Regions from separate parts of the Mus musculus genome. Here regions 2, 3 and 4 are each linked to region 1. A link is a loop called in an ENCODE intact Hi-C map of the cell type or tissue named here. Cell type or tissue: heart. All regions are shown on one strand. Region 1 overlaps Cib4 (calcium and integrin binding family member 4). Region 2 holds the start of LOC115490283 (a small nucleolar RNA gene). Region 3 overlaps Dpysl5 (dihydropyrimidinase-like 5). Region 4 holds the start of Kcnk3 (potassium channel, subfamily K, member 3).

Evidence for each region. A loop is a pair of places that touch in the nucleus more often than their neighbours do. Peaks named below come from ENCODE experiments on the same cell type or tissue, not always from the same donor. Only the 100,000 strongest peaks of a DNase experiment are listed, where the experiment ranks them.
Region 2: a loop joins it to region 1, with 10 times the contacts of the local background. A loop is called at or near these places in 6 of 42 quality-filtered maps.
Region 3: a loop joins it to region 1, with 2.8 times the contacts of the local background. A loop is called at or near these places in 4 of 42 quality-filtered maps.
Region 4: it touches region 1 in a loop (2.6-fold over the local background); 7 of 42 quality-filtered maps call a loop at or near these places.

The regions. Positions count from the first base shown.
Region 1 is chr5:30,512,299-30,520,298 of GRCm38, reverse strand. All of the region lies in intron 3 of Cib4 (calcium and integrin binding family member 4), which reads left to right. Among named protein-coding and RNA genes, the nearest start is that of Gm40272, 29 kb to the left of the region's middle. In heart, a CTCF peak has its summit at 3,718 (motif pointing left); a DNase peak (open chromatin) is centred at 3,728; H3K27ac peaks cover 3,016 bases.
Region 2 is chr5:30,679,969-30,687,968 of GRCm38, reverse strand. LOC115490283 (a small nucleolar RNA gene) reads right to left here and starts at 6,166; the gene lies at 6,021-6,166. It also overlaps the pseudogene Gm18389. In heart, CTCF peaks have their summits at 986 (motif pointing left), 3,805 (motif pointing left) and 4,777 (motif pointing right); no DNase peak of the experiment used is centred here.
Region 3 is chr5:30,772,250-30,780,249 of GRCm38, reverse strand. It overlaps Dpysl5 (dihydropyrimidinase-like 5), which reads right to left. Exons shown (of 13, transcript NM_001356948.1): 3 at 2,772-2,930; 4 at 2,096-2,275; 5 at 1,314-1,382. Among named protein-coding and RNA genes, the nearest start is that of Gm46907, 39 kb to the left of the region's middle. In heart, a CTCF peak has its summit at 4,970 (motif pointing right); a DNase peak (open chromatin) is centred at 5,029; H3K4me3 peaks cover 570 bases; H3K27ac peaks cover 424 bases; H3K27me3 peaks cover 1,654 bases.
Region 4 is chr5:30,582,475-30,590,474 of GRCm38, reverse strand. It overlaps Kcnk3 (potassium channel, subfamily K, member 3), which reads right to left and starts at 2,305. Exons shown (of 2, transcript NM_010608.2): 1 at 1,876-2,305. The coding sequence starts at 2,158. It overlaps Gm9899 (predicted gene 9899), which reads left to right and starts at 1,856. Exons shown (of 4, transcript NR_040427.1): 1 at 1,856-2,104; 2 at 7,535-7,611. In heart, no CTCF peak of the experiment used is centred here; DNase peaks (open chromatin) are centred at 1,611, 2,404, 3,184, 3,604 and 1 weaker place; H3K4me3 peaks cover 2,675 bases; H3K27ac peaks cover 3,091 bases; H3K27me3 peaks cover 2,319 bases.

The DNA.
Region 1 (8,000 bases):
TCCCAAGGGTCCTCCGCCCAGGCTGGCCTCAGGCAGCTGGCTTCCTCCTAGTATTTAGACTCCTGCTTTGAACAAACTGCTTGTGAACTGCAAGTGCAGAGTGCACCGCAAATGACTTTTATATTGGCTACCCTGGGCTTTGTTTGTATTTTCTCCAGAAACTCTTAGAAACTGTCATTAAGCTCTCAGCCTGTGCCCTAGGAACTGTTCTCATTCACCTCGCCATGCAACAGCACCAGCGCTAACACAGAGAAGCCATCTCTGCACCCAGAGTCACAACCTGCTCTGGACAGGACCGGCAGAGACATGGAGTTTGTGGCTGTGAACCACTCTCCTCACTTTGTGGAGTACATGGCCTGGCTTCCTCCTCCCCTTTCCTGTGTCTTTTTGGGGAGGAGGCATAAGGACCAGGGGCTCTTGCCTCTCCTGTTCTTTCTGCATCCACTTTACATTAATCCAAACAAACGCTTGTCCTCTTAGCAGAGATTCACAAACATTGCCTTGGCCTAGCCCTGTAGTAACCACTAACCCAGAAAGCCGGAGAGCAGTTGGGTGGCTGCAGAGCAGGCTTGCATTCATTCGACCCTCCCTTCCTCTCTCTCTTCTCCATCTGGCCTCCCCGCTCTGCCTCACGCCCTCCTCTTAAGCAGTAGCTGCTGTTCCCAGGCAGGTCCTCCGAGCAGAAGGCTGTCTCACCCACAGAGCCCACCCTCCTAGGACCAGCAGCTTCACAATGTGGGTGGTAATTGTTTTTCCCCCCTGTCCCCATGAGACGAAATGGCAAAGATACAGCATTGAACTGCATAGCCTTTCCCACAAACCCAGCACTTTACTGGGGGTTCCAGGCAGAAGAGTCTTCATCAGAAATGCATTTATTTACTGAATGTGGCAAACATTGCAAAGAAAGGAGGAGGGATGGCAGCTGGAGGATCTGTTTGCAGGAGAGACAGTCTGTCAGAGGTGTAAGGAGCCATGGGGAGCAGGGTACCTGTGAGATAAACACCGTGCCTTTGTAAGGCCCGACTGTAGCCGCATAGAAGGGGGAAAAGGAAGTTTGGTGGTGGGCTGAAGCTGAGTTTTCAGATGGGTGTCTGTCCTGTGCACCTGATAGGTGACTTTGCCCTACCTGTAGCTCTGTCCCCCCTTGCTGGATGAAAGGTCCTGGTAGGGGCAGGAACCACCAGTGGAGACAGCCCAAGGACATCCTAACTCTTGCCTGCTGTTTCTTGGTGTTTTGACGGTCACCGAGGACTTCTGTATTGTCGGACCGTTGGCCACACAGAGACTCAGAAGGACCACTGTGCTTAAGGAACTGGGATTCCTGCTAAAGCTCCCCTTAGGCCCGCAACAAGTGCGTACCTCCGCTCCAACTGCAGAGTGAAACAATGCACAGGCAGCTTTGAAATCCAGGAGCTGCATCCTGGCATACTGGCTTGGGAAACAGGCTTGCTGGGAGCTTAAAACCGCATAGTTCTCTACTGTGGCAGGTCGAACATGATACTGATGGCAGGCTGGCCAAGTGGGCTGGGCTGATAACACTATAGAACGTTTACCAGTGGCCTGTGTACCAGATACACATATGGTCTCATTCAAACAGCATAAAAACCCATGAACTAAGTTCTTAGCCTGCCCCTTTTATAGATGGGGAAATGGAGAGGCCCTGTGGTCTACCCAAAGTCACAGAGCTTGTTTTTGCTGTTTTTATTATACAGAGTCTTAAATATTATTTAATACGTCCAGAACCTCTTCTTGGTTCACTGTGTCCCAAGCCTTCCACAGCATAAGGCCCAAGTCCTGGATGGCCTCGGAAGAATCAGGCCCCTTTAGCTCTTCCTTAGGAAAGGTCTATGGCAGGAAGATCTTCTGGAAGGTTCCTCGGGGAAGCATTAGATAGCTACGGGCCTGGAATCTAGGCAGAGAACCGGTCTGCTGGAGCTGAGCCAGGTGCAGGCCTTGTGAACCCACAGTTGTTTAATAATATTTAATGTTTTTACTGCCTAGCTTGCCTATTTGTTCCATCAGTGATCTGCCTCCAGCTGCCGGCAGGACACATCCCCAGCTTGTCCCTGCCAGCCCATCTGTCACCAGAAGACAGCTTTCATAGGACCTTTAAGAAGGGTGAACTTTTGAGGCAGAGACTAGTGGGGATAACCCCCCTGCCCCCAGGGCCTGGCTACAGAAGAAGAGTGTTTACCTGCCAGCTTCAACCTAGGAGTTCTCGCCCCGACCCTCCTCTGTCCCTCGTTCCCACCCCTCCACCCCTCTTCACCCTCATGTTTCAGCTCCCATCCCCTGAAATGGGCATGCAGGGTCACGCAGAACAGTCAGGGCCTCCAAGGGCCTTCAGGGTCCCAGGCCAGCCCTGTTACTGTTCTCTTCTCTGTAGCTCTGCTTGTCCTGTGGAAAGCAGGGAACTGGGAGAAGCCTGAAGCAAGAGAGAGCCCTCGGCCTCACTCTGTGGTCTCTTCTCCAGGGATCTGCCTCCATCTCCTCATCCCTCCACTGGCCTCAGTCCTTCCCTGGTCTGCTTCTTCCTGGTCCTCCCTTCCAGGCTGTTTGTCTGTCCTCCCTCTCAGCACACACTCCACTGTCCTGGCTCGAACCATCATGCTTTGCTGTGTGCTGCAGTCCTGGCTCGTCGGCCATTGCCCTGTACAGTTTCAATTACCCACAGCCAACTGCGGCCTACCAAGGGTAGTGTTTCTGTGGTCTGCAAAGAAACAGCTAATTAATTAATTTATTTATTAAATTTTATGTCTGTGTGTCTGTCTGTGTCCATGAGTACAATTATCCTCAGAGGCCGGAGGTGTTGGATCCCCCATGTCAGTAGAGTTACAGGCAGTTGCGAGTGCTGGGAACCAAACTCAGATCCTCTGCAAGAGCAGCATGTGCTCTTAATCCTCGAGCCATCGCAGGCAGCAGAAATCAATGGAGTATGCGTTTCTGAGTACCCTGATGGAATCTTGCTTTCCAGCTGGAGACACAACTCTTCCCTGCATCCAGAGAATCCACACTGTGTGTGCTACCCTCCTACTGAACACCCAGTAGTTACCTCAGTTGTCTGAGCAACTTCGAGGTATCACGGAGCTTGTGCAAGGCTTCAGGCCTATCTTAACTTCCCACTTCCCCTGAGGATAAAGGGGGCTGTGGTGTCTGGTTTAGACTTTTCTCTCATGTTTTGCGTTTCTGGAGAGACATCTCTAAGTGCAGGGGGCCTCATGGAAAAGGCAGATATAGCTTCCATGTCATGATGGGAGACCCCCCACCCCCAGGATCTAGTTCGGGGACTCACACACACTTGCTACAAGGGCATGAGTTCAGATTATGAGCTTTGCAACTTTATATCCACAGATAAAGTGGCATTTTCACCAGTCCTGACCTGTCTTCTGAACCCCTGACAGCTGGCATTCTCAACATGGGATTCTGAGTAATGCCCTGGGACCCTCATGTCCTATGTTTAGGAACATGATTTTTGAGAAATTTTGGGGGGTTTACTTAAATATCCAAAGGTCTTAGAAAGTCTGTACAAAAAACACCCGCAAGGTTCTTTAAGGCTACCGCAGACAGTCAGGGGCCAGTTCTCCCTGTGAGCCCTGCTTTCTTTACTGTCACACAGAGCGCTAATGTCTGCCTTGCTACTGTCTGCATACAGCAGGCGCTCATTTGTGTTGGATTTGGGAACTGACCCTGTGGTTCTGACCTAACACTGCCACCTTCTGGTGAAACTGCTCTGGTGCCAAAGGGCTGTTCCGGGTTCAGATCAGGAAGCAGGGGTTCCTCCTGGGCATACAGGAGAGGAACCTCACACAGAAGGGTCCACCCAGCTCTTCTGCTTTCAAGGAGCACAGAGCTCCATTGACCTGTGGCCCCCGTGCCACTGCTCCTGCCACCAAGCTCTTCCGTTCCTCTGGGACAGCTACTTCCCAGGGAGCAGACAGCTCAGAAGTTGTGTGGGAGGGTTCCAGCATTCGCTGGCCTGTAGACACCCCCTCCCCCCATAGCTCTCCCTCCTCAACAGGTGAAGGATCTTGTAAAGACTTATTTTTAGTTATCCTTTTCCTTTTTCCTATACATAACTTCCATGTATGCACCGTTTTCACTGAAAAACCCACAACTTTTGATATGCTTTTATTTTCACTTAACTCAAAATATGTTCTCATTTGCTGTGGGTTTTTTAGTTGTTTTCTCCATTGTTGATTTCTAATTATTTAGTAATGATAAAATAACACAGTTTGTATGATTTAAGCCCTCTTAAATTCAGTGACTTGCTTTTTAACTCAAAATCTGGTCTATTTTGCTCAATGTTCAAAATGTACTTGAAAAAAAATGTTTATTTGCTGTGATAGGTAAAACTTTCTAGAAAATAGTGATTACATCCTGTTGGTTGATAGTCTTACATTCCTTATGACTTTGGGGGCAGTTTACCTGTTCTACTATTGGCAGAAAAATGTTGACATTTCCACCTGGAATCATGGATTGTCTCTTCAAAAGACTCTTCTGTTCTCTCATTTCTGGTCTCTTCACTCCTCTGTGTAGATCTGAGTTTCTTTCCGGTATTTTCCTTGTGCTTATTCTGGGTTTCTTCCTGGGATGCTTTTTCCAGCTCCAGTCGGCTGCTATCAAGTTCTCTCAGCTTTGTTTGTTGGGGGTAAAACAACTCTCCTGCCTGGAGGACATCTTTGCTAGGTATAGAATATAGCAGGATAAGAACTTTATTTCGTTCTCCAGAAAATTAAACAATGGTTTTCTTCTCATCTGATCTGCTTACACAGGAAATCTGGTGTCATTTTATTTTTGTTCCTGTCTAGGTCCTCCTTTTATCTCTGGAAAAAAGTTGGGGCTTTTGTTGTTGTTTTGATTTTATTTTATTTTGTTTTGATATGTGTGATTACAGTTTACAAATCATTTCTTTTCTAATGCTTGTTTGCTTTGAGACAGGGACTCACTTTGTTGCTAGGCTGGTGTGAAACTCCTGAGCTCAGGCAATCAATCTCCTGCTTTATTTTTTAGAGTAGATGGGTTTTATAGTGTGTACCTCTGAGCCCAGCTTCCTCTACCTTCTAAAACATAAGTAGTGTGGCTACAGATGTTATTTTACTGTCAGTGCCTACCCTGTCATTTGAGTCACCGTGGACCCTGTTTCTGTTACATTATTTTTCTGCTAATGTGACCCCCATCCAATAGCATTTTTTACATGGCTTTTTTTTTTTTTTTTTTTTTTTTTTTGTTCAAGACAGGGTTTCTCTGTGTAACCCTGGCTGTCCTGGAACTCACTCTGTAGACCAGACTAGCCTCGAACTCAGAAATCCACCTGCCTCTCAGGTCCTGGGATTAAAGGCATACACCACCACTGCCCGGCTCTGTTCACATATTCTTGAGTTTTGTTTCCAAACGTGGTTTGTTACTGCAACAGTTTCTCATGGGATTTAGAAGGTGGGCTCTGTTCTCTGCTTTCAGTCCACCTTCCCTGATGTCAGTATTTTACAGAATCATGTCATACCAATCAAAACTAGGAAATTTGGAGTTTGGGAGACAGTTCTGTCAGCAAAGTGTTTGCTGCTGGAACCTGAGATCAATGCCCAGAGTCCATAAAAAAAAAAAAAAAAAGAGCCAGGCACTCACCTAGGCAGCATGTATACTAAAATTGGAATGATACAGAGATCAGCATATAGCCCCTGGGCAAATGGTGAGACAGAGATATGTGAAGCAGGGCATATTAATTTGTAATCCCAGGGCTGGGAAGGCAGAGACAGGCAGATCCCTGGAGTCCTAGCCTAAAGTCACAGCTGCTTAGCTTGGCATAGCTCAGGCTAGTGAGAGACCCTGCCTCAGACAGACAAGGTTGATAGCACATGGGAGGAACAGTTGAGGCTGCCCTCTGACCTTCACAGACTGGCACATGCATGTGTGAACAGTCTGCACCTGCAAACACAGGAGCACACACCCACACCCTGATGTCACCCATCAGTAGTTAGCCTTTGTAGCTCTCTACTTACGTTTGGTAGACACCACGGAGTCCATGCTGGTGCCTGGCTATCACACCTTGCTTACTCCACATGGTAACCTGTGATTTATGTTTTGAACTCAGGTGTGGTCTCAGAGTCCCTGACCCCCCACCTCTGTGAGAAGCAAACTCCTCATGGATCTCAGAGTACAGTGAGGATTTTTACTCTCTCTGCCTCTCCAGAACCCAGCTCGATCAGTGTTTCTTCTGTCTGTCCGCTCTTTCGAGAGTTTTTGGCCACATGTCTGCAGTGTTTTCATCTGTTGCAGGCCTGGCATCCCTCAGGAGCTCACTGCCATCCCGTTGCTAACTGCTTTTAATTTGCACCCAGCAAGAGCTCACTCCTGTGGTGTATGGCACTGAAGCTCTGAAAAATGCATAGACTGGGCTGGAGAGAAGGCTCAGCGGTTGGGAGCGAGCACTGCTCTTACAGAGGACCCGAAGCCTATCTTAGGCAGCTCCTTGTAACTGATCCAACACCTCCAGTGTGTACTATGTACACATACTGACAGACAGACAGATACAATTAAAAGCAGTGTGTGTGTGTGTGTGTGTGTGTGTGTGTGTGTATGCGCGCGTGTATTTAAATAATGCAAAAAGGCTGGATTTACCCCCTCAAGTGGCACCATCCGGTCCCTTTACTATAAACCATTCCTTGTGAGCCCCACCCCCTGCCATGTTAGCTTCTCCTTCCCCAACCAATGGCTACTGCACCCTCATCTGTTTTCCATGCCTATAATTCTGTGTTTTCCAGAACAGATTCCTACAATATGTAGCTGCTCTCTCTTTCCTCTTCCTTCTACCTTCCTCACCCCCCTTTCTTTGCTTCCTTTCTTTAATGTTTTTTTTTTAATTTTTTTATTTTTTTTTTTTTTGAGACTGGGTCTCAGTAGCTCAGACTGGCTCAGTTGAACTCTTAATCTTCTAGCTTCCGCCTCCTGAGAGCTGGAGTTACAGGCGCTGTGCCAGGCTCAATACGTAGCCCTTGTAGCCCAATTTCCCTCGCTCAGCAAAATCCATTGAAGGCTCTCTGGCATTGTGGCGTTCATCAATGGCTTCTCCTTTCTCCGAGCGGCATTCCATCTTCTAGCTGTGTCTCAGCTTGTTTATCCATTCATCTCTTGAAGTGTATATTGATTGTTGTAGCTTGCCTTTTTATTCTCGTAATGATGTCTTTTGAACAATGTAATTTTTCAATTTTGGGATACTCAAATGTATGGAGGTCCCCCTATGGTTAGTGCTTTTGTATATTGTTAAACAATCTTTGCCTCAAGGTTAAGATATTCTGGGTTTTAAAAAAATCCAGCCGGGTGTGGTGGCGCACGCCTTTAATCCCAACACTTGGGAGGCAGAGGCAGGCAGATTTCTGAGTTTGAGGCCAGCCTGGTCTACAGCGTGAGTTCCAGGACAGCCAGGACTACACAGAGAAACCCTGTCTCGAAAAAAAAAAAAAAAATCCAATGTTTGTGAATTTAGACTGCTAGTCCTATATTAGATTATGGCTCAACCTGGGATTGCTTTTGCGCTTTGTGTGAGGTAGGGATCAGGATCCACCATTCCCCAGTGTCACTGCCTACCAGCCCAGCAGCCAGGGTTGGTGCCTCCCTTTCTCTTGGGTGCATAACAGGGTCTTTCCATCACAGATGGGGGCATTGGTATTGGAGTCTCTACTCTGGCCTGGTTCATTTGACCTTATATCAATCTCACACTGCCTCAGTTTCCGATGCTCTAGTCCAGGATTGCCTCTGCTGTTCCAAACTCTTCGCATTTCCATGGAGAGAACCAGCTTGCTGGCTTTCACAAACACGGCACCTGGAGGACTTTAACTAGAACTTCAGTAACGTTGTGGATCAACGCGGGGAGACTCTGTATCTTATGGCTGAGTCTTTCAATTCAGGACTATGATATATATGAGAAGAAATGTTAAAGACGTGGAGATGAGTGGCTCAGGCACAACGTTCTTTCAAGGCCTGAGATTTGTCCACCCAAATGTGTA
Region 2 (8,000 bases), 170 kb before region 1:
AATCCTGGATTGCTGAGTAATGGTGGATTTTATATTGTCCTTGCTTCCCAGTGTATGGTCTTTAACAGCTTCAGCTGCTCCTGCCATAGCTGAGCTATCATAAGCATAAGGCCATCGCTCGGTGCCGTCTACTGCAATGATAGTTTCCAACCCATCTATCCACATTGGTACCTTGGCACATCTTTGATCACCAGCAGTTGCCTGCATGCTGGTACCCATGCCTTCTTGGCCATTTCTTCCCTTGTAGCTCGTTGCTGTTCTGATGAGTGGGAGGCCAAGTGGTCTCCAGCTGCCACAAACCCTTCTGGGGTGACTACACCTTTTCTTTTACATTTTGATTTCGTAAGGACCAGGGTCAAATACTTAGCCTTTCAGTCACTATGTTAATCACATGCTATATGCTGGGGTCAGATCACTTGCCAGCCTTGTGCTGATGTAATGAGGGGGAACAGAGACAGGAGTTTGGGAGAAGAAAAAAAAAAAACACCCAACACAACTGACTGACATCAGCATCGACTGTCTTGTTTAGCCATGAGAGCAAAGAATTCAATGTTGGGTGAGGAGCCAGCTCAGTCCGGGGATTGCCTACCATAAAAGCGTTCAGACCCAGGGTCAGATCCCCAGCTCCCACTTAAAAGCCGGGCATGGTGGAACACGTTTGTAATCCCAGCATAGAGGGCAGAGACAGGAAGATCTGAGGCTTGCTGACCAGCCAATCTAACAGAAATGAAGCACTCCAAGTTCAGTGAAAGACCCTGCCTCAAGATAGATAGATAGATAGATAGATAGATAGATAGATAGATAGATAGATAGACGGATAGATAAAATAAAGCCCATTGGGGGTGGGAAACAGGTGCAGAGTGATAGAGGAAGATATCTCGGTGTCAATCACTGGATTCATCTGGCCCACACTAGCAAGCACACCTGTGTATACATGTAGACACACATATGCACACTGCTCCCCTGATCTTAAGGGTGCATGGCTCCCTCTACTGGCTGAAGGCTCAGGATTCATGTTTTCAGTCTCCAGGGCCTTCCCCCACCTCCCATCCCACCCCAACATACCATAAGCTGTTTGGCTCATGGCTGACTTTTCTCTAGGAAAACTGTTACATGTTAGGGAATATAACATCTGCGGTTATCTTTGGGTATAAATACTCTGTCAGAACCTGGTATTCTTATAGGCCCAAGCTCCCTGTGTAACCTGCTTTCTGAGGCAATTTTGTAGGATGTACATTTGCTATATTTCCTAGTCTTGGGAGATTCATGAAGCTACAGCCTGTTATAGAAGCCAAGAGGGTTTGTATAACCTGTGATGATTAGTGGTAAATGACACATTGATAGAATTTAGATGGACCTCTGAGAATGTCTGTAGGAAATTATCTTGATTGCATTCATTGAGACATAAAGATTTGCCCACTATGGGTGGTACTATTCCCTAGCTGAGATCTTGAACTGTTTAAATGAAGACAGGGAACTGAGAAATAGTATGCCTTCAATGCTGTCTTCTGACTGTGAATAGAATGTGACTAGCTGCTTCAAGGCCCTGCTGCCTTGACAGACTTGAACTATGAACTAAAATAACCCCTCCCTCTCTTAAGTTGCTTTTGTTAATTTGTTTTATCATAGCAATAGGAAAAGAAGCTAAGACTCAGCCCCTTGTAGGCAGGTCTTCTTAGGTTGTGGAGCTGAGCCAGCTTCAGAAAGACGAACCCTCCAATCTCCTATGAGTGTCACAAACATGCCTCCTCCTCAGACTTGTCCCAATGAATTGTATCTGGCTGACGCTATCAATGGGCACAATGTGTGCCTTTGGACTCTGCAAACCCTCCTTTCTGGGCTCAGTATGGTACCTGATGTGCCGGACGCACATCGGTGACACCAGAGAGTGCTGGGAAGAGACCCATGTGCTTTCTGCCTGTGTGGTGTTACCATCCTTACATGGAGACTTCCTTGCTGGTGAATCTGTTGCAGAACACTGCAGAACCAAAGTCTGGGAAGTGCCCTCAGGAACTGAGGCAAAGTAAAAAGGATGGCCTGGAAACTCAATTCTGAAGGAAAAAAAAGTCCAATCTGCTTATTCCTGGTACATCTAGTGAACATTTTCTGGTCCCTCACAGAAAGGTACAGATTATAACCATGGGTACCTTCATGATGGAGACTCATGTCACCCAGGAGTTCAGGCCTATAGGAACAATGTCACCTGAGAAATCCCTGCTTTTTGAGTTTACCTCTAGAAATAAGAATGCCAGGTAAGCCTGGAAGCAATATTATCAGACTTTAAGCTAAGCTCCTTAATTCTGCAGCCATGTCTGGTACCTTTACAAAGGTACAGAGAGCCCCAGCCCTTGAGACATCTGCAATGGCCTGCCAGAAAAGGAGAGAAGAAATAGAATCTACAGCTTTGTTTCTGTGGTTTTGACAAAGACTTTGACACAGGATAGTCTCCGTTGTCTCCTGCCATCTTCTACTGCTTCCCCAGGCTGGCCCCATTGTCATGGAAACAGAACCTACCACCCTCTCCTGGAAGGCATCCTGAGGGAGAAGCACAGAGTTGATATCTTAGGATTCCCAGAGTGCATTTCTCAACTCTGAGTCAGTATGGCATGTCTCTGTAAGTCGTATAAAGAGATACATCACAGAAAAGTCCTTGCTGCTTGCGTTGCTCCACAGTGTTTATCAAGAAGTAGTGGCACACACTTGTAATTTCAACACTTGGAACGGTCAACTCCAGGCTATCCCGCTGTCAGAGGAAAACAAAACCAGACATTTTCTGTTCACTCTTCTTTTCTCTTCATTTCATATTACAGAAACTTAAGGGTACTTTGGAAAGTCAATTGTGTTGGATGGTGTTTTGCTGGGACGAACACGTGAAGGAGTGTTTTCCTGAAGGGGATACAGGTGAAAGGCCGTTTCACTAAGGCAGACTCGTGAAGGAACGTTTCACTGAAGCAGACACACATGGAAGGATGTTCTGCTAAAGCAAGCACAAAAAAAAGGACATGTAATGAAGGAGCTTTCACTACAATACCCATGTGCACCTTACATTTTATAGTGGAGCTCTATTTGTCGGGACTCCATAAAGCTTTGGTGGGATGCTGCAGTCCTCCGACTCAAGTCGATTGACAGAGTGAGTGATGTCAGATGAGTCAGACTCACACGCTCAGGGAAGACACTTGATGAAGCAAGACCAGGGAGGACACATGATGATGTTTGGAGGGAGTATAAATAGGACTCGATGGATTTTAAGAGGGGCTTGCTAGCTGTACCATGCTTATTGGTCTTGTGCCTTTGCTGATCTTTGCTTCATTGAAAGAGGCAGGGCAGAGAACTTCTAGCATCCCATCGAGTCTGAGTCCCTCCTGCTGACTCCTGCCGATTCAGCTGAGGCCTCGCTGTTCCTGATAGGTCCTGCCACCGCTGTCCAGACGCTACTGAACTGACTGCTGCTGTATCTGCGAAGTGTTTTTGAGTGGATCGAGCTGCCACTGCCGACTTGTGAACTGAACCACTGAATTCCTGACAACACAGATGGGATTTGCTTCACAAGAACCATTTCTAAACAGGTCTACTTCCCCTGTACCCTAATAACCGTTCTTTTCCACTACCTCTGATGGGTGGTGGGCTAGAAAGGAAGTTAGAGCATTTGAAAAACCATCGTTCAAAGAAGGTTTTGGGGGCTGGTTAGATGGCTCATCGGTTAAGAGCACTGGCTGCTCTTCCAGAGGTCATGAGTTCAATTCCCAGCAACCACATGGTGGCTCACAATCATCTATAGGGGGATTCTGCTGCCCCCTTCAGGCAGGTGGACATATGTGCAGCAGAGCACTCACATTAAATAATAAATACAATTAAAAAAAGGTTTAGAAAAAAATTAAAGTTGCACCCACATGTCCATATACATGTGTGCCCATATACATGAAAACATGCATATGTACACATACATGGAAATATTGGAGAAAAAAGAGAAACCTACAGGCTAACAACTACCCAGAACCTTCACCACCAGAAAGTCTCCTGCATCTCACCCAGACTCAGATAAAATCTCCAGATTTCTTTTCGCTCATAGCATATAGAGCAGAATATATGCTGAAATATATTTGAGCAGTAGAAAACTGGACATGACTGAGCCTCCACTGATTGCCATTGTCTTTGAAAACTGAAGTCTATCTTCTCTTATTTCCTTACGTCTCTTCTAGGTTTATAGAGCTCTTATACATACACTACTAGTTCCCAAATCTCTCCAAATAATTACCCCTCACTTTTAAGATGGCACATGACATGGGAATTAGACTTTGACATGTTTTGTCAATGTATTTTTCTCATAAAATCTATGGTGTTTATTTTATTTTATGTTATATTTAGGAATATGGGTGTTTTGCCTGAATATAATCTATTGAGAAGGCTAGGCTGGCTCTACAACAGGCCTCAAATTGCCAGGACTGGTAAATCCAGGCCTCAGAAGGGGTCCTGCCCCTGCCCTGAGGCAAGGACAATGGGTCAGCAGCAGTTTCCAGCCCCCACACCCTGGTAATGGAATATCCTTAGAGATGGAACAAGATAAAGGTCACCTACCCCAGAATCCCCTAATGTGCTTTAAATCTGGCCTGCAAGCTCACTTGGTTGTCTCTCTATCTTGGTAATTGGAGGCCCCAGCAGGCTGGACTTCTGCAGAATAAAACACTCTTTGTGTTTACATACTATGTGAGTCCAGGGTATCATTCTTTGGCAAATCATGGACCCTTATAAGATCTGTGAACCTCCTGAATGCCTGGTGCCTGCAGAGGCCAGAAGAGGGCACTGGATCCCTGGAAATGGAGATACAGATGGCTGTGATGTAGGTGCTGGGGCTTGAACTGGGTCCTTTGGAAGAGCAGCCACTGAACAAAACCCAACAAGACCTATTGCCTGGTTCAAGATCTCCACCTTCTTAATTCTCTAGTGGTTCCTCTCCATCCTGTTGTGGCTAACCCTTACACTCTTCTTTCCACTATCCCTTTAGGAACCTCGCATTTCTCAGTCCTAGACTTCAAGGTTGCATTCTTCTCTACTCCCCTGGATACCTAGATACAACGTCTCTGTCTTTACCTGGACTGACCATGACACCCACTTCTCTACCCAACACACGTAGACTGTGCTACCTTAGGGGGTCCAGGCTGGCCCATACTTACTGCGCCAGGGCCTGGCTTCTGACCTACTACTCTCTGTCTCTCCCTAAATCTACTCTTATTTCATATGTTGATGCAATCTGTCTGGCTAAAGTAATAACTCTGCTCTTCTAAATTTCCTGTCCAGCCAAGGCTATAGAGTCTCATCTTCTAAGATCTCCAACAGGCCTTGCTTCAGGTTCCAGCTCACACTGCCAGTGATGACCTGTCCCTTCTCCACCTCTGTAACAGAAAGGAGGGATTTGCCCTCAGAGTTCTGGGTCACCAACTGGGATCCTCCTTTGCACCCGTAGCACACTTGTCAGAGAAATTAGACCTAATTTCTGATCTCTTCCTCTGTGAGATCATCCTTCAGGTTGGAATCTCAGCCTCCCTCCAGTCAATGGTCCTGAATTCACCACTCAAGTTTCTCAAACCCTGTCTAAAGTCCTCAACATCCCTTGATATTTTCATATCCTTTATCACCCCCAGTCCACAGCAAAGATGGAATGGACTGGGTCCTCACCATGGCCCCAGGTGGCAGGGCTGGCCACTTACAGTAGGCCCCTCCTCTCCACCCTCAGTCCCCAGTTCCATCTCTCTTCACGCTGCTCAAGCCACTCCTCTTCTCTTTCTCCCCTGTATGACCACCTACCACATACTCATATTATGGCCGCTCCCGCTGTAAGCTGGCCACTCCGCTGGCAGGCCCCTAGGTAACATCCTCCATACATGCTGAGTGGTGTGGTGGCAAACGGGTATCAATGGCTGGCCTGTTCCATGGACTGGAGGGCAGGTCTATGGGTGACATGGCAGTGTGCAGGTTTCTGTCTCCCTCTTCCCATGCTGTGCTGCCTGGATTTGATTTGATTTTTATGAGCCCTTGTCATAAAACAGCTTTGGCCACCAAGCCAGGCATCAAGCTAGGATGAACAAAGGCCTGCCTTCTGCTCTGCCCCTGACTGATAGAAGAACACCACCTCTGACAATGAAGCTCTTTGCCCATTGCCAGAAGGGCTGAAGGTCCAATTTTAGCCGTGGCTTTTCTCTGAAACATGCATGAAATATACATCCATAGAATTATGTAGAAATTCAGACTTTATTTTTTAATTGAAATTGGTTTCTTTACAATATTTGAAAAACACTTACATCTCGTACATTTTAAAGCAGGATAAAGTCCTATATTTATAATAGCTTTAAGTATGAATCTATCCCAGTGTCCAATATAATGAAAAAATATACATTTGGTTATATCCACACAATGGATACTTTTATTTGTTTCTTGGTGCCTACAGGGAATTGGTATCTAGACCTCCTGTGGGTGAAGATTCAAGTCCCTTATATAAAGATGGTGGTGCACGCCTGCTGCAATGTCAGCAGTTGGGAAGCTGAAGCAAGGCGCTCACCTGACTAACAGGAGAACGCACTGACTAGGTGGTGTTTTTAAAGCAGAATATTTGCAAAGAACCCACATACACCTTTCCATACACACAACCTCATCTCGACACTACTTTAATGCATAACACAATGTAAACCATTGTTGTTGTTTGGGAGAATAAGTCACAAGACTAAAACCTGTGTATGTTCAGCACAGATGCCGTTTCTCCCAAATTTTTCTTTCAATTGAGATTGTTTGAGACCAAGGAAGCAGGACTCATGTAGGCTGTGATCACACAGCCATGGGAATTAGCACAGTTGAATGAAAAAAATACAGATCTCACAAACGTAGAGCAGGATACCCAGGAGAACATAGCCTTGACCACTTCTAACAACAGCTCATGCCAATCTATAAATCGGATTACTATCCTTGGCAAAGCAGACATCTATTTGAGTGGGGCCCAGGGCAGGTGTCTCGGGAGCTGGAAATGTCTGATTCTCGACCTGCGCACTGTTATACTGGTGCTGCAGGGCTGTGAAATTGTGACTTGTGACACTTTTTCAAAGGCATGCAAATACTTCAATTAAAAAAAAAATCAATGAGGGGTTGGAGAGAGGGCTCAGCTGTTAAAGTTCCTGCCATGCAGACATGAGGACCCGAGTTCAGATCCCTAACACATAAGTAAAAAGCTAAGTATGGCCTTATGCATTTGTAACCCAAGTGCTGGGGTGGAGGAGGCTAGAGACAGGAGGATTGCTGCATTTGCTGACTATAGCCTGGCTGAGGGTCAGGCAGCTTCCAGGTTCAGTAGAAGCTCTGTCTCAAGGAAATAAGGTGGGGAATGACAAAGGAGACACCTGACATTCTTCTCTGACTTTTGCGCGCGCGCGCACGCGCGCACACACACACACACACATACAGACACACACACATACAGACACACACACATACAGACACACACACATACAGACACACACACAGAGGTGGAGACTAAAGCATAGGAGGCGACCTGGAAAAAGCTGGCTGCTCCTGTAGAGTGAAGTGAATGACAGTCACTGACTCTGTTATACTGGTGCTGCAGGGCTGTGAAATTGCGACTTGTGACACTTTTTCAAAGGCGTGCAAAACCTTTGAGGTTCTGGATGTTCGGTGCCTCAAGGTAGCTGGTGAGAGAGGAAGGATGCTCTCTAGAAGATGGCATCTGAGACCTCACATTTTCTCCCCATATAGCTGTGACAGGCACTGAAGACACGAGAAGCCGTGAGAACTAACTGAAACCATGTATAGAAACAAATGCATAGGGACTCAAGACATTCGAATCACCGGACACAGCCTGGAAACAACTACGCTTATGTTATTAAAGCAGTAAATGGGACCAGATTTGGAGCTTTCTGCGGGGAATTGTTGGGGTTCAAGAGTCAACCCACAAATTAAGCAAACACCAATCTCAGTCAGTCAAGGATGGTTTACTGAAC
Region 3 (8,000 bases), 260 kb before region 1:
GAAGCAGCCAGGCCAAATTGGCTCCTGGGTGATGGTAGGGCCATCACTGGGTCCTTCCAATGTGTGTAGACCACACTGGCTCTCCTGGAGATCTAACTACCTCCATACTGTAATTGATTGATTGACAGATAGGCTCTTTATGTAACCCAGGCTGGCCTGGACCCTGAGCCCTTTCTGCCTCAGCCTCGTGAGAGCTGGGAATACAGGTTCTACATCATCCTCCACTGCTCTGTGTTCTAGGCTTTGGAGAAAGGGGAGGCTGCTTCTGCTGTAAATGGTGAGAATGTCTGAACAAGGTCCTAGAGTAAGAAGGCATTCTCTATCTACCCTGATTCTGCCAGAGCAGACTCTCAACGGCAGATCACTGGGTATCCACGTTAGTGCCCTATGAAAGTGCACGCAGGGGTACAAGAAGAGGACAACAGGCTTTCCCTTCCCCTTGGTGAGACGTATGAACGACAGGGTGCGGACAGGCACATGCTCATTGCTGGTGGGAAGGGTTCAAATTCTCCCTCAGTTAGAATCTAGTGTCCAGAGTGCAGAGTCCCGACTTCGAGCTTAATTTTCTTCTAACACTAAAGGCTCTAATGTCCGTCTCTTTTGTGTCCACATTCAATTCTGCATGAAGTGACCCCTGAAATGGTCTCTCCAACGCCTTGAAATTAGAATTCAGTGGAGCATGGCAGGGTTTACCCTGTCCTTCCAAGGAAAGCCAAGGTAGCCTCAGCATAAAGAAAGCCATTTGGGGGTGGGGGTGGGGCTTCCAGATGGGAATCTCACCTACTGGGCAACAGAGTTTTATTTTCTTTTACTTATTTTCTGAGAGAGTGGCCCCAAACTCGCCATGTAACATATTCTTTGACATCTCTTCTAGAAGATTCCATGACTGCTACCGTTTGAATAAGTAATGTTTCCCATAGTCTCATGACACTAATTCTTGGTCTCTACATAGTGGTGGGATTTCTGGAAATAAGAAGCAAGGTTGAGCTGGAGGAAGAAGGTCACTGGGGGTGGGGGTGGGGCGGTGTCTTCCCTTGGTAGTTCTCTGGCCACTTCCTGTTTAACTCTTTGTTTACTGATTGATCATCGGGTGATTAGTCCTCCTTTGCCACACGTTCCTGTCACTATGAGATTCTGCCCAATGTGAACGTTGAAACTGTAGGTATGAGCAATGATAAGCAACAACAACAACAACAATAATAATAATAATATTTTTCCTCTCAGCCTTATTTTCAGTGACAGAAAGCTAACAAATACAGGAAGTCTACTTGAGAGTAAAGAAGCTGACCGTGGACACAGGAAGTTTCTCCTACCTCCTCTGGATGGCTGATCTCGATTCCTTCTGGGCCTGTGATACCCAAGTCTAGAGCCTCCTTAGCACCCTGAATAACAGTGGGGGAAAGACAACAGAATTACAGAGGTACAAGAAACTCCCCAACCTCAGGGCCAGCCAAGGGTGCTCCTAAGCCTCTTTCTGCAGTGTACATTTTCCAAAGGAGGAGCTGGGGCCTCATGTAGGAAACATCTGATTCTCTTCATATTTCTTAAGGACTGTGCGATATCTCTTATTCTTAAAATACAGTCCAGTCATCAAGCAACGGCCAGCGGGCACCAAAGACAAACACCACTAGTCAGTTTATTAAAAGTTATAGCTGATTCTCTGGAAATCTCAACAGATAGCTGGTATCAGCAACTCCTAGGACTAGCTTCCACCCAAGACAATCAAGGGGCCCATCCTTTGTACCAGAGAACAGATGTGTATGGCATAACAATTCTGACAGAGAGGCGGGGAAATGGAGCAATGCTGTCTATTTTGCATGGTTCTTTTCAAAAAATATTCTCAAGAGATGTTCTAAATTATTTTGCTATAATAGAATTTATCATAATATTCACAATTATCATCTAAGACTTAGGAACCTCTTGAAAATTTACATATATATATAAAGTTTGTATTTCAGATCAAGATTTGGCACCCCAGATGTTCACACCTCACAGCGTTTTGTTTTACTACTTGGTTTAAGTGATCCTTAAAGGACAGTGATAGGCAGTATCCATTGGCTCTACCCCCACACAACGACCTCAGTTGCAGACTTGCCTCAGCCACGAGCTCTCCATTTTCAGCGTGGACCCGGGGGATCGCCCCGATGTCCCTGCAGGCATGAAACACTTGGTACAGCTCACTGTCTCGAAGCATGTACAAGTCCTTGTAGGTCATGAACATCTGGAAGGAGTTGACCCCCTTCTCCCGCACCAGTGTCTCCATTTCTGCTTTCACCTGGAGAGCAAAATGCAAAGTCAGCGTCCAGTAAGACAAGCAGGTTCTGGCCCAGTGGAGAGATGGGGCAGGCTGTGACCAACTGTTTCTCGGGTCCCAGGTCGGTGCTGTGAATGCCCAGTACACACAGGCCACAGCTCTCTGTCTGAGCTGACCATTCAGCGGTACTACCCACTAGATGTTCCTGGTACCTCATCGGGATATCCTGAACACCGCAGTGCTCCTGAGTCTGGCCCATGGCCTTGGACTCTGTTGCAATTGATGCTCACTGTGAACACTGAGAAATGGGCTCTTAGGTGGGATAGGTCTGCCCATCATCTTCAGGGACTCCTAAATGTTTTGTTTGGGACATAGGGAAGCTGGAATGGTGATGGGTGAGGGTTCCTGCATACAAAACAGCTTCAGGCCCCAGCCAGCTCAGTCACACACTTGTTTGGACACCAGCCCTCTGGTGCCTTCTTGTGTGTGTGTGGAGGGGTCCCATCAGCACTGTTACCTTGGGTGCCCACCAGGTGATCCCCACATGGAGGGCATAGTCACAGCAGACCTTGGGGTCAGCTAGAGCCCTGCACTTCTCATAGGCTTCCACGAGGGAGGTCTCCTTGTCTGGCAGGACGTGACCGATGATCATGGTGGTGCCTCCAACGAGGGCCGCCTGAAGGAAGAGGGAGGGAAGGTGGTCTTGTCACAGCCCTGCCTGCACTTAAGTCACCATCACGATGATGCACGGTGTTCAGGTGCACCCAGAACAACCATGGATGATCAAACCCAGTAAGGTCTGCTCAGGGGAGGGTCAGAGCTGTGACAGGGGAGGGTCAGAGCTGTGACAGGGGAGGGTCAGAGCTGTGACATGATCTTCTTTAGAACCCTGGGTTCAACAAATAAACCTGATTCTTCCTCATGTGGGGTTCTAACTTGGGTCTTTGGAAAAAGCACTTAGCATATTGGGGAGCCCAAGCCTGGCTGTTACCTTCCCAGTAAGATCTCCCTCTAAGTGATTTTTGGCTAACTCCAGTATATAGACAACAAAATCAAAGGCCCAAGGGTTTGTTTGTATATACCTGTTACAGTGGGAAGCCCAATCAAGTGTTCACATGGAAAATATGGTGAGCTAGCTACAGACATGCAGTAAAGCACTACGTGCTTTAATAGGGGATTTTAAAGATATTGTTCTCTCACCTATTTTTGTTTGTGTATTTACCCAGACAGGGTTTCTCTGTGTAGCCCTGGCAGTCCTGGAACTCACTCTGTAGACCAAGCTAGTCTCAAACTCACAGAGATCCGCCTGCCTCTGCCTGATGAGGGCTGGGGTTAAAGGCGTGCACCACCACTGACCAGCTTTTCTGTCACTTCTTATGAAGCAGTTTTACTTAACTTGGGAATAATAATAAATGGGTTGGGTCAGGCAGTGGTGGCACATGCCTTTAATCCCAGCACTCAGGAGGCAGAGGCAGACGGATTTCTGAGTTTGAGGCCATCCTGGTCTACAGAGTGAGTTCCAGGACAGCCAGGGCTCCACAGAGAAACCCTGTCTCAAACAAACAAACAAACAAACAAACAACAGAACATAATAATAATAATAATAATAATAAGAAGAAGAAGAAGAAGAAGAAGAAGAAGAAGTCAAAATTCACAAAGTAAAGTACTGTTTTGGTGTGAGAGTTGTCCAAAAAAATTCACCAGCTTCTTCCATATCAGCCCCTTTGTCCTCATGTCCCCTACCTGAGTTCATGAGCATAATTTGTCTTGTCTGGGATAGAGCACTTTCAGATGCATGACTGAATTCACAGGCTCCACAAGATATTACTTTAACAAGGTTTTTCTCCCCATCTTGTGTATATTTGTGCATGTGTATGTGTGTTTGCATGTATGTAAAGTCTGTGTGTGTGTGTGTGTGTGTGTGTGTGTGTGTGCATGCACAGGGATGTGCATGTGGAGGAGCTCAAGGTGGATATTGGGAATTATTCTCAATTGCTCTTCCATCTTAACACTAAGCAAGGTGTCTCGATCAAACCGAGAGCCCACTGATATAGCCAGTCTGCATAGCCTCCTTGCTCTGGGGTCTTCTGACTCTGTCTCTCCAGGCTGGGTTCTGGGAGTCAAATAAATTCAATTTATTTGAATAGGTAACTTTTGTGATCGTCCAAAGTGACATTTCCCAAAGGTCAGGTCAATGTGCTGTTCCCAAATAAAACCCGGTTGTTAGGATTAAAATAACCGAGAGAGGGGTCTTCACATGTGGGATAGCTTCACATGTGTTGGAAGAGAGAGCCAAGTATCACTAAGGAATGGTAAAGTATCCTTCTGATTAATTATCCTGATTCGGGGTTGGAGAGATGGCTCAGAGATTAAGAGCACTGACTACTCTTCCAGAGGTCCTGAGTTCGATTCCCAGCACCCACATGGTGGCTCATAACCATCTGTAATGGGATCTGATTCCCTTGTCTTGTGTGTCTGAAGACTGCTACAATGTACCCATATAAATAAAATAAATATCCTGATTCATTCTGCTTTCCACTGGAGGAAAAAAGCCCGATGAAGCTGTCTTCTCCATAAAGTCAAATTCCCTGATCACAAACCAGAGACACTCCTGGAGACTAAGGCCGAGAAAATGAGTCAAGCAGCCAAACTACAATTAAGAAGGAAAAAAAATCTCAGAGCCGGGATGGCCTGACTTCTTGTATTGCTTAAATGCAGCCAACAGAGGGCGGTAGCTCCGTGTAATACATGCAGGCGTGGGGGTGGGGCTGGAGCTGGGGCTGCGCAGATTGTAGTTTACTAGCTGGCTTCTGTTCCCGGTTCCGCTGGAGCCTGCGCGGCTGATTCATCCTTACAGCAGGTGGATGTACTCTGTTTTGCCCTGTCCCCGTGCACATGGGGGAGTCTGATTTACTAGCAGTGCATAGCCTACACTGTTTAGTTCTTTGGCTCTCAGTTGCTGTTCTTTGTGCCTCTCAGCACAGCGGCAGCTGTCGGTAGAAAAGAGGGGACCCGTGGAGACGCTAATGATAAAGGACCTGGGACTGTTCTTAACGCCCAGTACCCCAAGGCAAGGATAGAAAAGGCAATTCATTTAACAAATCTCCAAATACTCGACAGTACAGATCGGGCTAATAAATCGTCATCTTCCTCTGAAACTGAGCTACAGTGCAGAGAAACTGGTTTCCCCTGGAGCCCGCCCTACCCCACAACTTCCACCCTGGATGCATGCTGGGCACACAGATCCAAACTCTGCCCACTGCTACAAAATGCCACCCTTGGACCTAGTGTGTGCACATTTGTGTTTGGATCACTAAGAAGAGAGGTCCAGCCTTGTGTGGATCCTGGAAGGACTCTTGGCTTTTAGGCAGGGAATTCCAGAGACCAACAGTGGTCTGGGTATAGGTTAGGGGACTCGAGGCTGACACAGCTTCTGAGCCTGGTGGGGAATCAGTATAGGCTATCAGAAGCACCAAGCAGCATCCTCTGGAGCCTAGCCATAGGAACTGAAGAGTTCTGGAAAGCATGCTGAGCAGCGGTCTTGAATTTCCCATCTTACTGGCTGTTACCCAGGAGCAGCCACGAGCCCCCTCTGCAGCTACACATGCAGCCACACACATGTGCATCTGTACCTGTAGGGCCACAGCTGTGGAGCTCAGAAGAGCACATATTACTATTACTACCACTGCGACTCTGGGCCTCCAAACCGGAGTTCATAGGCTCAGCAGATCCTCCTCCCACCAGCTGCCGGCTCTGTGAACACGAGGACACCACAGATGTGACAGATCTTTTTATTGTCACCCCACAGGAAAGCCTTGCACAGGTCAGCAGCAGAGCAATGCACTGTCCTGTCCCTGATGCTTTAAGGAGGACGTGTTTAAGGAGGGGTGGCTGTGGGCCTGCCACACGTCACGACTACTTAGACACCACCTTTTACTTAGGTGAGCTGAAGGCAGTAGCACACAGCACAGTGCTCTCGGAGGCTGTTTTAGAGCTTCTATGGCTGGGATGAAACACATGAGCAAAGGTGGCTGGAGGAGGAAAGGGTTCCACATCAGTCCCTCCTCAAACAAAGGAAGTAGGGGCAGGAATCCCACGCAGGCCACTCTGGCTCTTCATGGCTTGCTCAACCTGCTTCTAGTACACCCCCAAGACTACCTGCCCGGAGGAAGCACCACCCACAGTGGCATGGGCCCCCCACATCCACCAGTAATCAAGAAAATGCCCCACAGGCTTGCCCACTGGCCAGTCTGGCAGGACATTTCCCAAATGAGTCTAGCTTATGTCAAGTAAAAAAGACACTAGCCAGCACAGGGGCTAAGTCGAAGGTAACAGGGCATCGCTGCCGTGACTGAAGAACAGATTCAGTGTTCATAAGACACTTGGAGCTATGTTAAATCACACACAAGCAACACAGGAGGAAGAATGCCAAGTACGTCATTGACGGCTGTTTTGAAGTGACTGCTCCCGAGTTGTTTTCTTCTTATTTTCTAAAATTTATTACATTAATTAATTAGTATACTAATTTTACAACATACGCTGAAAGCAATGTCATTTTTATACTATGCACTACACAAATAAGCCTGGAAAAAGCTAAAACTAAATTTAGTTAGCTACATTTCCATGTGTAAAAGATGTTACAGTTATAGATTTCAGATGCAGAGTAAAGGCACAGAAGATTTAAAAAAAAAAAAAAAAGTTCATGGGACCTGCCGCACACACTTATCAGATATTGTTAATTTTTACTTTTTTGGTTCAGATATTTTAAACTTTTTGTTTTTATTAAAATACTGTTTTGTGTGGCTGGAGAGATGTCTCAGTGGTTAAGAGCACTGACTGCTCTTCCAGAGGTCCTGGGTTCAATTCCCAGCATTCACTGACAGCTCACAACTGTCTAGTAATTCCAAGATCCAACACCCTCACCCAGACATACATGCAGGCAAAACATCAATGCACATAACATAGCTGTCTGAGAGGCTGAATCTGGGGGCTCATATGTTAAACCCTTGCTTTACCCCTGAGATACACCCCCAGATGAGGTTTCTTTCTTTGCATATTTAGGTATGTATATGTATGTCTGCATGTTCAGACATGTGCGTTTTCACGTGTGTGCCTTCCTGTTCATCTGTATGTATTCTCATGTGTTTTTCTGCATGTTCTGATTTATATTTGCATATATGTGGCTGCATGTGGAAGCCACAGGCTCACATCAGTTAAGTCTCTTCCTTAATTGCTCCCCACGTTATTTCCTGAGACAGTCTCTAGCTGAGCTGGGGGCTCACTGATGTGACTAGTCAACCTAGCCAGCTTGCCCCAGGGTTTCTTGTCACTGCATTTCTCAAATGCTGAGATTGTGGGAGAGCTGACACACCCATCTGGCTTTCCTGTGGTGTGGGGGAGCTGAGCTCCAGGCCTCGCACTGGCAAGTGACTTGGTTGCTGAGTGTCTCTCCGGCCTGAGGTACTTTCTAAATGAAATATTAACTCTGGCATGCCCCATGTTACTCCCTCCCTTTCCTGCTCTGAGGCTGACATACTTCTCTGTTTATCTAGTGAATTTTAAAACGGTACACGACACTATCAAGCTGTCCGTTGTCTTTGGCTACAATAACTGCTTCACCTCACGCCTGAACATCCTCATGCATGTATGAACAGAGCCCACACTCAGTGCACACTGGCAGGAAGAGGAAGTGCAGCTACATGGAGCCTGCTCACGCAGACCTCCAACAACAACCCCAGGCCTGACC
Region 4 (8,000 bases), 70 kb before region 1:
GTGGGCTTAAACTGGACCCAGGGGGCTAGCTTGGATAGCAAAGGGGAGTCAGAAGAAAAGATGTGTTGGATATAAACATGTAAAAGTGCTCTCTGAGAGGTGATTTGGAGGCTGTAGAAGGAGGTCAACCAAGTAAGTAAATAAAGTCAGGCATGGAGGTGGAGTCGGGGTGAGGAGCATGGGGCAGTGGGGAGCTGTGCGGGCTTTGGTGAAGGGGGATGGGGCAGCTCGGCTTTGGGGTTTTTGTTTTTGTTTTTCTGGAAGTATTGTCCAGGAGATGCTACTTGCTGTGGTGATAAGGCTGAAGCAAGGAGGTCAGCTGAGAGGTTACTGAGAAGCTGGGGTCCCGGGGACTTAGAAGAGAGTTGTACTAATTGGGGAATTGGTGTGGGCAGAGGGAGAGAGGCGTACAGAGGCCCCCACTCTGATTTACAGAGTGCTAACCTGCTGTTAAACTCAGGCAAGTGGCAGTGGGATGTGAAGGAAGGGGCCCAGACCAAATCTGTCCTTTAGGTGGTATCTGGGAGTCCTCTCCCCACTGCTGGAGAGCAACAGAACATCAGAGCAGCATTCTGCAGTGGACACAGCATAGGCTGTGTCCAGCTCTGTCTTTTACCCACTTCCTCTCCTGTTGACTCCCAGGAAAACACTGCCATCTTGCTATGGGTTTTGCCAAATGGCAATGAGTCCCTGGGAGTTGGGCCAAGGGAAGGGGGTGGGGGTCAGGATGAGAAGGGGTGGGGAAGAGGAAGAAGATTCAGCTCCCGGAGGCATCCCAATGGCTTTGGGGCAAGGTGGGTTCCCAATCTCAGAGTCCAAGCACGTCAGGGCTGGGAAGAGCCCTTGACATCCTTTTGGCCAACCTCTACATGTTGGGACATGAGCCCAAGATCCAGGCAGCAGAAGGAACTTGACCAAGGTCGGTCATGCAGAGGTGGTGGAGCTGGGCTGCAAATCACAGGGTCCTGGGAATGGTTACACTGTGTAATCCTGGTTGGATACTTCAGCAACACGGCAAAGGGCCTGTCTTGAGGTGCTTTTCCTGGCAGACATCTATTTGTGCTCTCTCTCTCTCTCTCTCTCTCTCTCTCTCTGTGTGTGTGTGTGTGTGTGTACCTGTGTGTCATGTTCTCAGAGGAGCTGGGTGTGTGTATGGCCTCCTACAGCATGATCTGCCCTGGCTTTGGAAAAGAAGTGGAGCCATTCCCGTGAGGTGACTGTTTTACTGGGACACTGGGGAAGAAGGCTAACAGGACAGAATCTGGATTCCAGCCCCTGATCTGCTGCCCTCAGAGAATTACAGGCCCTGTCTGGTGCAGCCCAAACTCATGGAGGTGGACACACACTCACACTCACACTCACACACCCACACGGACACACGCAACCCACCCCCCTCCCTAGCAGCACTCAGTCGCAGTTAGAGAGTGGCCCCGTGTGTCGCGGAGTGCAGCTTTCCGGCATCTACGTGCCTTCCCAACGCCCAGCAGGTGTGGACACCCGGGTGCCCAAGCCCAGCGTCAGGGACACGGAGGAGTGGCGCTCTCTCCGGCCCTTACTCTGGATGCCCAGCCCCAGGGCCTAGCCCGGCCACACCCCTCCTCCCGAGCCTCGGCCGGCCGCTCCTGTCCCTCTCACACACTTAAGTCCCCTGGGGTCCTCGCACAGCCCGGCAAGGCCAACTTAGGGCTGGCCGGACTGGAGACAGGTCGAAGTCAGGGGTTCCCGCAGAGCAGACACACCGGGCTGAGCCCCGGCCACTGGGAGCGCGCGGGTTCGGCGACCCGCCCCGCTCCGCAGGGACCCCTCAGCCGCGGGCGGCTCCCCAGCATCCCAGGTCCCCGCCCCCGTCCCCGCCGGCGCGGCGAGTGTAGTTACCGATGGTGGTGATGACGGTGATGGCGAAGTAGAAGGAGCCGGCGAAGCGCCACTGCACGCCGGCCTTGTGCGGCTTGAGGCGCAGCACGACGCGCTCCAGCTCCTCGTAGCCGCCCTCGCTGAGGTTGTAGCGCGCCCGCAGCTCCAGCTGCCGCAGCTCCAGCCGCTGCCGCTCGATCATCTCCGGCTCCGACTCCAGTGCGTCGAACACCGCGGCGCCCACCAGCAGGTAGGTGAAGGTGCACACGATGAGAGCCAACGTGCGCACATTCTGCCGCTTCATCGTCCCTCCCGGGTCCTCGCCGGCCCTCCGGCGTCTCCGGCCCGCGCCCCGGCCCCGGCCGCCGCCGCCGCTGCTGCCCCGGAGGCGGCCTGGGGCATGGCTGCGCTCGCGGATCTCCACGCCGGGCACCAGCTCCGCACCCCGGGGCCACCGCCGCCGCCGCCACCGCCGCCGCCGCTGCCGGCCGCCGCGGAGCTGTCCCTTCAGCACCACCCACCACCCTCCTCCGCCCGCCCCCGCGCCCGCCCCCCGGCCGCGGGCCGCCACCTCCCGCCTGCCCTCCCGCCCAGCCAAATAAGGACTGGGGAGCCGTGCCGAGGGCGGGGGGGGGGGAGGGGGGAGCAAGCGGGAGAACCCGGGCAGGACAGAGGCGGGAGAGAGAGAGCGAGAGAGAGGGAGAGCGAGAGCTGGGGGGGGGGGGTGAGCAAGATGGGAGAGGGAGGGAGAAAGAGAGAGAGAAAGAGAGAGAGAGAGAGGGAGACAGAGATCCAGCCCGCCAGCCCCAGAGAAAACTAGGCAGGAAAACAGATAACTACAGGGAAGGGAGAGGACCCAGGGTAGGGGCCTCTGTGTGTGTGTGTGTGTGTGTGTGTGTGTGTGTGTGTGTGTGTGTGATGGAGGAGACTAACCACACAGACCCAGGAAAAGAGGGATCTGTCAGGAAAATGCGGTGCAAACGATGCAAAGAGAGGGACAGACTGAGACGGGGAAACTTGTGAGTGCTGGAGTACAAATGTCCTGAAAAGGGGCGGAAAGAGGAGAGGAAAGGGCAAGACCCCAAGCTCCCAAAAGCAATCCCTTTTCTCCACCCTTGCCCTAGTCATAGTGCTGAGGCTGGAGGGGACCTTGGGTCCCACTGGCTCAATCTTTAGCCCATGGATAAGGAACCTGGGGCATAGGAGGTGAGCTGACACATATGACACACTTGGAGAGTTGGGGGAAAGACCAGGGCTCAGTCCTCTCCACTCAGATCACATGACCCTTCCTGTGCTCCAGCGTTTGGCTTATCTTAGAAACTGGCAGGGATCTGCTGTGGCCCAGGACACACAGGAGCCAATACCCAAGGGAGAGCTTTCTCTCCGAACACTGAGTCCCTCCCAGGTTAGCACCAGGCACTGGGGACTGGCTGAGAAAGCCTAGGCTGGTGGCTGTGACCACTTACCCCATCTTGATATTGATGGCCCTTGCCCTACACCAGCACAACAGGCTTGACTTGGGCATTGCAACATAGAAAACAAAGGATGCCACCTTGTAGCACAGCACAGGATTGGGGATACAGCTAAAACTGGGGTTGGGGTAAGGGCATCCAGACCTGGTAACTCTCTGACAGACTGAAGGAACTGGCATAGGGGTCCCTCTGCCTTAGTTTCTTCATCTGTCAACCTGGTGTCTGTGGCACTGAAGAGGAAACTGGCCAGGCAGTGGGAACTCAGGCAAAGTGTCCCTGCCCCTCTTGGAGCCTCCTGTCCTTATCTCTGCCATGAGTTGTCATGGCAGATGATCCCTGGGGCCTTACTCAGCTCCAAACAGCACTGGACATGGATGGGCTGAGAGAGCAGAATGATCGGAATGCAAATCCCAGTGCCAAGAAGGGTCAAACAGCCCTTCACAGGACCCTGGCATAGGCCGAGCAGAGAGTTGTGGAAGAGACCCAAAACTCATGGCTCAGGAGGTAGCCAGCGGGGGGGGGGGGGGCACCATCTGCCACATTCTGGGCTGGGATGTCATTGCCAGATACCACTTTGTGTCCAAAAGCACCTCAGAAGAGCTACCTGCCCATTCAGTCCACAAGGATGCAACCCTGTATCTTTCAGAGTATGCTATACCTGTGACCTTAATCTTTTCCTTGGTCCTCAAAGGTAGGTTTGCTTATAATTAGGACTGTTTTATAGATGAAGAAACTGAGGCTAACAGCAATACAATCACCCAGGGTCACTGAGTTGGAAAGAGACTTCTTGTCTGTTTCTCGAGCTCACATTCTTCTCCTTGACAGTCTTCTCCTTGAGTCCTTGAGCCTTTCTTTCTCCACCTGTAAGATGGGTTTGATCATTATGTATTAGTCTCCTGAGCAGTTGGCTGTAAGGAATCAAAGGAAGTCACATGTTTGCAAGGAGAATAGGTGAGGTTCTCTAGTGACCTTTACCTTTTTTAAAGACTCAGGCGTCTAGACCAGCACACCTCAATGAGGGACCTGTGCCTCCTCTCCCCACAAAGGAAGGTCTTTCCTTGGCCTTGTGGGCCTGTTGGGGATCTTTGTCCCTGGCATCCTTTGGCTTCAGGAAGAAGAGCCATGCCATTCCCAGAATCCCATGCACTTCTGATGTGCTGGTTCCCAGTCAGGATCCTCCCAGGAACCATTTACTCCCAAGATCTGTCTGTCTGTGCAAGTGACTTCCTTAGGGCTGGGCTTTAGTGGGGATGCTGTCATGTTTTTCCCACTTCCGGGTGCCAACCCCAGACTGCTATACAAATGAAAGGCAGTATTATTAAGTAAAAGAGGTTTAGGGAAGGGGAAAGCTGTCTTTGGGGCAAAATATTTATTATTAATTTAATTGTTCTTGTAGCTCTTGAGAACTAAAGGATTCTCAGATGTCCTCTCTCTCAGCTTTCTCATGTTACAGATAAGGAAACTGAGGCCTGGACAGTACTGAGAAAGGCAGTGAGGGTCCTACAGAGGGAAGCAGTGCTTACAAGCTTCTGTCATATCCAGGACCAGAACACCTGTATTGCATGTCCTGAGTCCTGGAGGGCAGCTTGCGTTCCCCTGTCCATCCTGTCCCTTGCAGAGGGAGGGTTGGGACAGAGGAGCACAGTCAAGGTTTCTGATCAACCCCTGGGACAGCAGGCACCATTTCAGCCATCCTCTTCCTGGTGAGCTGGGTTGGATTGCATCAAAGACCCAACAGCATACCTCAGTATCTTCTGCACGGGACCCTCGGACCTGCCCACACCTGCTCAAAGTCAACCTGTTTCTGCCTGTGTTTGCAGCAGCATTAGAGGTCAGCTGCCCCCTTGCCACATCCCTAAGTGGTGGATTCAGACCAGAAAATATCAGCATGCCTTCCATTTATAACATCCCATGCCCTTCCTGGCCTGATTACATCTGTTTGATCCATCCTCTTGAGAATTAGGCAAAATAGGGATAAACAGCCGCTTCTTTGAAGACTAGTTTGTGAGGAAAACAACTGCCACAAGGTTAGAGTAAATTGTTTGGGATTTACCATTAGCTACCATGCCCCACTGTATACTAAATATTACACACAGTCATTTCCAGCTTAGCATGCCTCTCTGTCCATCTGTAAGCTCCCAATACATCTGTGTTCTCTCATGTTCCCTGAGACTCCCAGGTCTCCAGGGTTCCCATAAGTTAAGAAACTGGTACCTCTCCTCGTTCTTCTGCCAACCGTATATTCATTCAGGCTTCAAGACCCAGCTCGAAGGCTCCATGAAGCACTTCCCCCTCCTGCCCCCCTCCCCCACATCTGAACTACCTGCTCCTTTGTACCTTTGTGGACAACTGAGTCTCTTGCTAAGTAGCTTATTTGCTCTCATGACCCCCTCACTGGCTTGATATCTTTTCCTGGGTAGAGACAATACTATTCTTTTAAAACACTATTCTTCCCATAATGCTTTGTACATCAAAGCTGCACTACACATTTCGACACAGGCCCAGCCCGGAACAGTCCTGCCTCTGCTGCTTGGGTGTTAAAGTGACTCGGACAGTTGAGTCCGGGACAGAAAAACTTCAGCAATCCTGCTTCCATGCCTACAGACAAGATTCTTCTCAAGCTGGGGCAAGTCCTGCCAGGGAGGAGAACGGCAAAGACAGAGCCAAGCTTCTGCAGGGCTAAGGAAGCAGGCTGTGCGGCACGAGGGGAAGTGAACTGACAGCCCTGAGTCTTGGGCTTGGGAACTAATGCTGCAGGCTGAATCAGGGAAACAGAGCGGCTTCTCTCTGCCTCAGTTCCTATTTTTTTTTATTAGATATTTTCTTTATTTACATTTCAAATGTTATCCCGAAAGTTCCCTATACCCTTTGGTTCCTATTTTTGACACGTCCTGACGATGCCCTTGCCCATTTTACAATGATGGAAGGTGTGGGCTTCAGGGACGGAGGCACAGAGACACTCCATCCCACTACTTCTGATCCCTGCTGTGTGGACTGCTTGGTTGGAGAGTGGGGCAAGGCCAGTGAGAGATGGAGTGGAGAAGCTGACCTGGGGTCAGACAAACCTGGTTTAAGGCCTGACCCATCAGTTCTGAGCTAGCCCAGAGCCTCAGGAGAAGCTCTGGTCCATCCTGTCTAGAGCAGACCATAGGTCCCCACCAGCCTTTCCTACCTCACTCATAGGAGTGAGCTTTTGCACAACAGCACAGAGGAGGTACTTTGCAAACTTTTCTTGAGCCCTTCCTGCCTGCTCTAGTCACCTAGGTGGGTCAGTGAGAGCCGGGGCTTCAGAGAAGCAAGGGGAAGGGGAAGGACTCCAGAGCCATCTCAATATGAGCCAGGGGAAGGCTGAAGTAGTAAGAGAACCAGGACTCAGGAGCAAAGGCAGAGAAACACAGTTGGCTGCCATGGGCTGCCGCACCAGCCATAGCCCCGGATAGTAGGTGTTGGGTGCGGCTGAGAGGTTTCTTGGTGTATCTCCGGAGGTAGTGAAGTTGGGGATTAGCTTGGCTTTTAGAGCATAACTGGTCCCACAGCAATGGCTTGTGTTTGTCAAGAGCCACTGTTTGTTTAACATCTCAAGCCCAAGTCAAACACAAAAGGCAACTTTTAGCAAAGCAGGACTCTGTGGGCTATCAGGAGAGGACTGGGCTGAAGAGCTAAACACCTGGCCCTCTTAGCCTTGCTTTAGCTGGCTGAGGGAAAGGGCTGTCTCAATCTGAGAGCTCAAAGGGTGCAAAATCCTGGCGTCTAATAAGACGGAGGACCAGTTATTCTCAGAAACACTGCTGGGGGGGGGGGGGGGGGCTCAGGTTTGCTCCTGGTCAGCATTTGCATAAAGATTAAGTCCTGAGTCTAGGCTGCCCGTCCCCTCCCCCCTCCACCGAGACAGCCCTCCTTTCTCCTGGCTGCAGTCTACCTGCAGTGAGCATCCCCACCCCATGGGTGCTTGAGCATGTGCTGGGAGGGGCAGCTAGGACCCATACCCAGAAGTGGCCACAGTGTATCCGCCCCCTGTGTGTTACTAAATCCTGCTGCTTGTCCTCAGCTGGCTATCTTGGTTTTTATTCTCTCTGGCAGTGTGGGAGCTTGCCCACTTCCTCCTCAGCGATGCTGCCGTTACTCACTTTCTGATTTCCATGTATTTTCCAGGCCTCCCTATTTTCTCTGAAGACTCCTCCTTCTCTCCCTTTCCCTTTCTTCTTTAGAACTTCTGCAGTCTCACCCTTGAAGCAGGGACACTGGAGGGACTCAGCCATTACTGAGATCACAGGCAGGCCAACGGGTAAGACTCCTCTTCAGCCTGCTGTATGTGGGCATGTGTGCATGTGTGCATGTGTGCATGTGTGCATGTGTGCATGTGTGCATGTGTGCCCGTGTGTGCATGTGTGCCCGTGTGTGCATGTGTGCATGTGTGCATGTGTGCCCGTGTGTGCATGTGTGCATGTGTGCCCGTGTGTGCATGTGTGCATGTGTGCCCGTGTGTGCATGTGTGCCCGTGTGTGCATGTGTGCATGTGTGCATGTGTGCATGTGTGCCCGTGTGTGCATGTGTGCATGTGTGCATGTGTGCATGTGTGCATGTGGGCATGTGGGCATGTGTGCATGTGTGCATGTGTGCATGTGTGCCCGTGTGTGCAGGTGTTGTGAGCTTTACTGTTTCAGCTTCTGTCCT